Linked DNA regions of Homo sapiens: region 1 is linked to region 2. A link is an interaction called in ENCODE POLR2A ChIA-PET data of the cell type or tissue named here. Cell type or tissue: IMR-90. All regions are shown on one strand. Each heading gives the region's core, and the rest is flanking DNA. Links, peaks and the distances in the headings are about the cores only.

The links. Peaks named below come from ENCODE experiments on the same cell type or tissue, not always from the same donor. Only the 100,000 strongest peaks of a DNase experiment are listed, where the experiment ranks them.
Region 1: POLR2A ChIA-PET joins it to region 2 with 5 read pairs; 2 of 35 experiments call an interaction of 5 or more read pairs at or near these places.

What each region holds. Positions count from the first base shown.
Region 1 is chr7:115,629,815-115,634,223 of GRCh38, forward strand. No RefSeq gene overlaps it. Among named protein-coding and RNA genes, the nearest start is that of SNORA25B, 51 kb to the left of the region's middle. In IMR-90, for the core only: no CTCF peak of the experiment used is centred there; a DNase peak (open chromatin) is centred at 2,207.
Region 2 is chr7:115,308,308-115,312,716 of GRCh38, forward strand. No RefSeq gene overlaps it. Among named protein-coding and RNA genes, the nearest start is that of LINC01392, 79 kb to the left of the region's middle. In IMR-90, for the core only: no CTCF peak of the experiment used is centred there; no DNase peak of the experiment used is centred there.

The DNA of each region.
Region 1 (4,409 bases), core at 298-4,297, 320 kb after region 2:
GGAGGTAGTGAAAGTAGTTGGATAGAGCTTATATTTTAGATACAGGCTGACAGGAGCTCCTTATGTAACTGATGCAAATTGTTTTTAAAGAAATTAAGAACAACTCTTGGTTATGAACACTAAATAACTGTAAAGTTTTGCTGTTATTTAATGGCATGGCCACTCTGGTAGTAGCAGTGTTAGGAGTGGGGTCAGGGCCAACTTCATGGTATGAGGCCAGTCAGTTGCACAAATCTTTCTGGCGACATTGCCCCGTACTTGGGGTTTAATTCTCTGTATTTGCCATCTTGACATTTTCTCTTAGTTTTATGTTTCGTAATGAATTCCAATGTGACTTTGGAGCCTCATATGTCCCTTTACTCATGTGTGGTTATGCCTCTGGCTGACGCTACTTCTCTAGAACAGGTTTTGGCAGATGTCCTGGGCCCTGCCCTGCCTCACACTCCCTGCCCTACTCAATGACCTATGGGACCTTGCACCACAGTGGAAGAAAAAATACCATAACATGTTGAGAGAGACCAGGTAGATGAAAGGAAAATGCTTAATATTTTAGTGCCTTTAGTGTCATTTATTTTCTTACTTTCTGAACAAGGAGTCCTATGTTTTCATTTTGTGCTGAGCCCCCAAATTGTGTAGCCAGTCCTAGTTAGAGTTGAAACATATTCCTGTTTTGGAACTGTTCAGTTTGCAATCCCAATTAAACATCTAGTTAGAGTTGTTGAGTAGGCAGCTAGATACACAAGTCTGGAGATTAGGTGAGAGTCAACAGTGGAGTTATGAGTGAGCAGGTTATCATGGCATGTATGGTGTTTTTAAATCTTCAGTCTTGCCCTGTCCACTCATCTGTCTGTTGGAAAAGCGCTGAATTCCACTATGCATAAGTATGTGTGGAAGAGAACTGTTTTGGGCCTTGATCTATCTCAGTTCTGTTTTGGCTTCCCTCAAAAAATGTTCCTCATGTCATCTGGTCTTTTAAGTGAGGCCCACTTCCATTCAAAACTCACCAACGTTGACAAATTTCTCATCATAGGCTTTGCTATCAGAATCTGTCCATTCTGAATTAACTGATGTGTCACTGAGGTCAAGCAAATTATTCCCTGGGTTCTCCTTGTCCCAACTATCAGATTCTTTTGTATCTAATGGTCCACTCTTAGCTTTTGTGGGTCCTCCTAGAAGATGTGACTGATCTTCCAAGCATGTATGAGCCTGGGGGAGACTTAGAGCCAGCGGCAGATAATCATGCTGACCTAAGATCAGTATTGGTCCCAGCCAGCTCTGATAGACGAAACTTCAGAGTCTGGTAGTAAACGCCAAACACCAGTCTATTCTATTCTGTGCTTCCCATTGCAAATAAGAGTTCCTTTTTATTATTATTCCCAAGAGATGAGGCTGGAAAATTAAACAGAGCACCATCCCCTAAAGTTACAGTGTCAAATCTACCCTCTTGATTTATCTTTGAGTGCTTATGGTCTTTTTAATTCATGGTCTGGATGAAAAAAATAAACTTTTCTGCAAGATTGTATACCTCATAAACCCTTTATCTCTTGTAGCTAGAGAGCACTTTTAGAATTCTAAAACTAAGAATTTATCATTTATTTCTCTTTTTTTCCCTAACAATTTCCCCTAGGTAGCTAGAATTAGGATGGTCATTGAAGAAAAAGAATACCAGTTACTATTGCAAATTATTATTCAAACACTCTTATTTCTTAAAAACAATCTGCCAGAAGAGCACACTTTTCAGAAACACAAATATGTCAGTATTCTGGGTCCTTATATGTCTGGCTGTATTTCCCAGGGCCACTAATACATGAAGAAAAAGATTTCTATCACTTGGACTTCAAGTCTTCAGGTCACCTCTTCAAAACCCAGACATTCAGGGAGCCAAGTGTCCCAGAACAGCTCTAAATTCCCCCAAGGAAGAGGACTAAACGTATTCACTAAAATGGAAAGATCTTGATGAGCGAACAATTAATTTTGTTAAGCATTTTCAAACCCTTAAGAATATAAAGTTCCCATTTGATTGAATAACAACGAGTGCTCCAGATAAAAAGCCTTCCTACATGGAGCTTCTCTGAGTCTGCTCTTAGCTGTCTCTCACACACTGACTTCCTGATGAAGTTTCTCCTAGTGTCCATCTTTAGTACTGACGTCATAGGGCTGACCCAGTCCAAGATTCCTCTTCCCAGTCAGTCCTGCTTATTGTTAAGCATTTTTATCTTCCTAACGATGTAAAGCCCTTTATGACTCGGCCCAGACTTCCTGCTCCCCATTGGTTAATGTGGGAATCAAAACTGTGTGTAAATTCTCTGCTCATCTCATGCTGCGTCACTACTTCATGATTACGTGTACTCTGCCCCTAACCTTGCACAGACTTCTCCACTTTCTTTACTTGGCTGACTCCTATATCCTTTATGACAGAGTACAGGTATCATTTTTTCCCTAAATCCTACTGTGGCATATTGCATTAAAATGTAAGTTTTCCAGTTTTCTTACCCGTAATGTTTCTCACTGAGGGAACTATATACACTCCCAACTGATTAAACTGAGGAGCGACCATGTGCCCAGAGTTAGCCAAACTGTGAAGTTTTAAGGCACAGTCTCCCAAAGCTTCCCTCATTTTCAGCACAAACTGCAAGTTTGGGGAGGTTTTCAAAGCCATCCTCAGGTTTGATAATTCATTAGAAGAGTCACAGAATTCGGCAAATGCTATTGTACTCACATATGTGGCTTATTACAGAGAAAGAACGCAGATAAAAATCAGTCAAAGGAAGAGACTCATGGAGCAGAGTCTGGAGGATTCCAAACAGAAGGCTTCTGTTGTCTGAGGGACCCGTTACTCGCTTAGTATCAATATGTTTTGAATATTGCTAACAAGGGAAGCTCACTCAAGCTTTGATGTCCAGAGTTTTTATGGAGGCTTCATTACATAGGCATGGCTGGTTGATTTATTGGTCGTCCAAGCAGTTGTACTTAGTTTGCAAGTCAACTGATACCGCATAACCCAAAGTAAACTGCATAGTCCGTAACTCTAAATCCCATGACTGGTCTTTCTGGCATGGCCATGTCTCATCCTAAGACTGTCAGGTGTAGTTAGTTTTCACACTAAACCAAGACATACCAAACTGAAGCTGAGAGCAAAGGCCAGATCTCTCTTTAAGCAGGACCACATTCTTTACTGTATACTATGTGACTAGCTTTTTGACCAATGCCATGAAAGCTGAAATGATGTGTGTCATTTAAAGAGCCATTGTGAGGCTTGCCATGTCTTTTTTCCTTCTGCCATATGTTCCAGATAGGACCTGTTCTATCAGCCGGGATCTCTAATTATGACAAGCAAAACCTCCTTGTTTACCTATTATAGACATATATCACAAGGGAGAAAAAAACCTTTGTTTATGTAAACCACTGGAGTTTAGGGTTCCTTGTCATCGCACATAACCCAGCTAATCCTAACTGACGGACCTACTAAAATTCCCCATATTTGATTCGATTCCCTTTTTGTGTGCTCTCATAGCATTGTGTGCCTCATGACTAGGTGTGGACCAATACATGCTGCCACAAGTTGTTGAATTGGTCATAAAACATGTCCTAGTCTACCTATATAGTGTTTTATAAAGTGCTTTTATTAGTTGCTAACATTTTAAAGTTGAAAGCTTTCATATAAAAAAATCCAAATTTCCAGCTTATAATAAAAATAATCTCAGAAATTTTGTCAAATGCCCAAGTATCTTCAAAGTAACAATTGGCTAAACTAAATCAGCTCACCTTCTTTGACAGTAAATCTGGTCACAGCCCCTACCAGGCCAGGTTAACTCCTTATTTCCTGACTAGTCCCTAAAGGCATCTGAATTTACAACCTCTTTAAATCTGTTCAACAATTATTGGTGAAAGAGGGGTATAAGTAGAAGAAAGAGGAGAGAAGAGCAGGAAATTGAATTTCTATTAATAATAATATTCTGTTGAAAACAATTTATTACATAAACAGAATAGAACATAATCTAACTTATTTGAAATTTGTGGATAAGATTAGTTGCTCTAAATCACCAAGAGTAAAGAGAACATTCATTGGTCTAATATCAAAATCTCATTCAAAGTATATTAAAATATGTTTATTGCAGCACAATTTACAATAGCAAAGACTTGGAAACAACCCAAATGCCCATCTGATAGACTGGATAAGGGAAACGTGGCACATATGCACCATGGAATACTATGTAGCCATAAAAAAGAATGAGTTCATGTCCTTTGCAGGTACATGGATGAAGCTAGAAACCATCATTCTCAGCAAACTAACACAGAAACAGAAAAACACGTGTTCTCACTCATAAGTGGGAGTTGAACAATGAGAACACATGGACACAGGTAGGGGAACATCATACACCAAGGCCTATCGGGGGTGAGGGGCTAGG
Region 2 (4,409 bases), core at 332-4,331:
TTCCAGACTAAAGGTGACTGAATAACAACAAATGTGATGTGAATCCTGAAATGGATTCTGGGGTGAGGAGGTGGGAGATGGCAGTGGGGACGTCTAAAGAACATTGACAGCACAGTTGGCTACACTGAAGTATGGAGTGTGCAACAGATAATAGCAGTATGCCCATGTTAATTCCCTGATTTTCATAATTGTGTTCACGTGGTCGTATAACACAGCATCTTTGCTTTGGGGAAAAACACACCAAATATTTATTCAGTGGCTAAGGGACAGATTTGTATCAACTTGCTCTCAAATGGTCGTGGGAAAGAGGGAGATGAAGAGAGAGATACAGATAGAGATAGACAGATGGAGAAAGAGAGAGAGAGAAAGAAAGAGAGCAAGACAGAGAATTCAGAACACAAAGCAAATGGGGCACGGGGCAAAACTGACGTATCTAGGGAAAGGGAATGGAGGAGCTCCTTGCATGGTTCCTGCAACTTTTCTATAAGTTTGAAACTATCAAAATTGAAAGTTAGCCAAAGCTATACATGTTTAAAAAGTATATATAGTAATTTCACTTTAGGAATTTCGCTGAAGAAAATAATCATGGATTTGCGACAAGGATATTTATTTATCATAGTGTTACTCATAGTAGCAACAAGTGGAAACTAATTCACTAGAAGTTTATATTTTATACCATGAAATTTAATGTGGTCATTAAAACCCAGCTAGAGAAATGTTTATTGGCATTTGAAAATACCTGTGAAATCATGCAAATTTAAAAACAGAAGACATTTTAAAAGTAAGTACAATAGGTTTTCTTTTAAAATGAACATTTATGGACATTAGTAGGCATATAAATTGCATACAAATGATTGATTTATAGTAAGGTCTTTTTTGGGGGGGATCTGTAATTCTTTCTGAAAAGTAGATCTAACAGTTAATGACAGAGATAAAAAAGGAGATGTCACTGAGACAGCTGCCCAGGATTTCCTTCATTTTGGGGGGTGTTTTGTTATTTGTCACTTTATGTGGGCGCTAGGAATTTTTGCTTTCCTGGGCCCCTTCCTCCACAAAGAAACATATTAAAATTGTATTTTAGAGTTGCACTGAAATAAAGATGAAATATACTAAGATTACATATTAAAATACTTTCTTCCATATAAAAGTTTATTTTTAAATTTTGATTTTAAAAGAAATTAAAACTATTTCATGAGTCCCTTAAGGTACTGTGGGCTCATAAACACTTGTGCCTATTGTGCCTAACCAAAAGTTTGATGTTAATACACCACCTCTACTTGCTATATATGGCTCACAAAGCATCTAGGGTGGTGCTTCTCAAATTTTTTTTTTTTTTTTTTGAGATGGAGTCTCACTCTGTCATCCAGGCTGGAGTTCAATGGTGTGACCTTGGCTTACTGCAACCTCCCAAGTAGCTGGGATTACAGGTGTGCGCCACTACACCCAGCTAATTTTTGTATTTTTAGTAGAGACAGGGTTTCACCATGTTGGTCAGGCTAGTCTCGAACTCCTGACCTCGTGATCTGCCTGCCTCAGCCTCCCAAAGTGTTGGGATTACAGGTGTGAGCCACTGCGCCCAGCCAGTGCTTCTCAAATTTTAATGTGAGAATCAAATTTTAATTTTAATATGAAAATCAGTAGAATATTGTTAAAATGCAGATTCTGATTCATATGCAAGAAATGAGACATTCTGCATCTCTGACAAGCTCCTAGGTAATGCTGATGACACCTGCCTGTGGACCACACTTGGAGTAGAAGGTGCTGGGAAATAATTATAATCACCATGATTCATATACCCTACATATACTCACATATTACTTTTCAGCATCTAAGCATTTTTCTAAATGCTTCTTTGTAGCCATTGGTTATAGTTTCTCAGGCATGCAAGAGTATCCTTACTGCCTGCTTCAGACATATCTATTTACCTATTAACCCATATTCATACCTGGACCCATGCTTATATCTAAATCTGTGTCTCAAAGAAGGTGTATTAGTTCATTTTCATGCTGCTGATAAAGACATACCTGAGACTGGGCAATTTACAAAAGAAAGAGGTTTAGTGGACTTACAGTTCCATGTGGCTGGAGAGGCCTCACAATCGTGGTGGAAGGCAAGGAGGAGCAAGTCACATCTTACATGGATGGCATCCGGCAATGAGAGAGTTTGTTCAGGGAAACTCCCTCTTACAAAACCATCATATCTTGTGAGACTTATTCACTATCACAAGAACAGCATGGGAAAGACCCATCCCAATGATTCAATCATCTCCTACCAGGTCCCTCCCACAACATGTGGGAATTCAAGATGAGATTTGGGTGTGGATGCAGCCAAACCAGATTAGAAGTCATGCCAAAATATTAACAGAGATCATTTATTTGTAGTGGAAATATGAATATCTAATGCTTATTTATACTTCACTGTTTACTAATTTCTCTACACTGAGCATGCATCAATTTTCTAAACAAAATATTGCATATTATAAATACTTAGAAATATTTACTACAAATATGTCCATGAAAATAAACAAAATAAGATGGTTAAGGTATGACGAAAAGGTGCTATTTTGATGATCTAGGTTGGAAAATGTTGAGAAAATAAACCTGGCTATTACAAAAGTGAAACAATATTTTAATTTAAAAGTATTTATAGTACAACTAACAGTATTTTGCTTATTACTGCAATGAAAGCAAATTAGGTTTTAAGAGCATATTATTTCAGCAGACAATGTGATTCTGAAGATTATATGGTTTAAGCCTTCTGTGGTGGTGCACGCCTGTGATCCACCTACTTCAGAGGCTGAGGTGGGAGAATGACTTGAGCTCAGGACTTTTGAGGCTGCAGTGAGCTACGCTTGGCTACTGCACTCCAGCCTGGGTGACCGAGGGAGACTCTGTCTAAAAAAAAGAAAAAAAAAAAGAAAAATAGAAAAAGATTCTATTAACTTTTCACTTATTTTGACCAATATTTAGTATGTAATTGCTACATCTTGTTTTCTAGTGAATGAATGAATAAGTACATTTAAAAAGCTTATTTGCTTTAGTATCCTTGGCAATGGTCAACATAATAAATAAGCAGATTCATTAAAATGGTTGAAAATTCAGGGTTTATTACATAGGTTTTTATTGTGACTTGAAAGACAGTAACAGTGCTATTCATTCCAACTTAAATATCGTTGGTGCTTAGACTTCTAAAAATTTGTCTTTGGGGATCTATGACATTGGCCAAAAGTTTATTTTTACATTTTTTAAAAGTTAAAACATTGCTTGTGAACTATTTTTAGTTTATCTGAGTAACATAAAGTAGTATTACTTCACTTTTTCCATGAAATCTTAGTGAACATTTTTATCACCTCAACTTATTACGGAGTGGTGTTTTTTCCTCCATCAATTCATATCTTAACTTATAGCATGTGAATTTTTTCTTAGTCTTTATCTGATCATCTATCAGACTTTGTTAGTTATAAATGCTAGCTTAAATCCAAATAATTTGAAGAGAAAAGAAAATAAAAATCCATAATTTCAGGTTAGGCAAATATATTTTGCTTGGCAGTCAAGATTGAATATAACTGAATAATATAGTATGTCATCATAGTATAACAAATACAGTATATATATATATAGTATAACATCTTTGAAGTTTTAATGTTCTCTTTGTGCTATACCTTTAAAAAATTTATTTATAACCAGTATATGACATATAAACAATGGTAAGCTTTCAAAGTTTCAATTCATTACAGGTATTAAATGTACCCATAATTATACCTTTCTCCATTCACTTGAGGTGACCTGTTATTTGGCACTTTTTGGATGGAAATATTCTCATTCAATTCATGAAATGTTTTCAACTATATTAATGCTAGTATGTAGTAACTGCCTTATCCAGACATATAATTCTTAAAGAAATATTGGAATGGAACACCATGAAAATTAATATTCTGTGTTTCCCCTGCAGACCCTTAGAAAAAGGAATTTTATATGATTTTTGCAGAAATCTGATATAAGCCTGTGTAACTTAAGGATCACATTCACGTTATTTCCCATAATTACTTAGCACCAAGCCAACACCCTGTATACAATGCCATATTTATTTTAGGTGAACTATAGTTTTGAGGTTTTGTAATTTCTTTGCGTAATGTGTGTATTTAGAAAATATATACATACGGTTGACAGACGTTATAACTATTCCTGCTGTACAATATAGCCATTGAACCTTTGTCTTTGAGTCATATAAACATAATCTTATGAACTGTTTTAAACTTCAGGAAATAGATTACTTTATCCAGTATTTCAAATTTTAAATTTTTTATGGCCACATGTACATATACAATATTTATATATGTGAAAGGGATTCATAATTACTTATGTAAGTCTGTCTCAGTTAATTTATTCATGTATTTCTCCTGAAAGTTT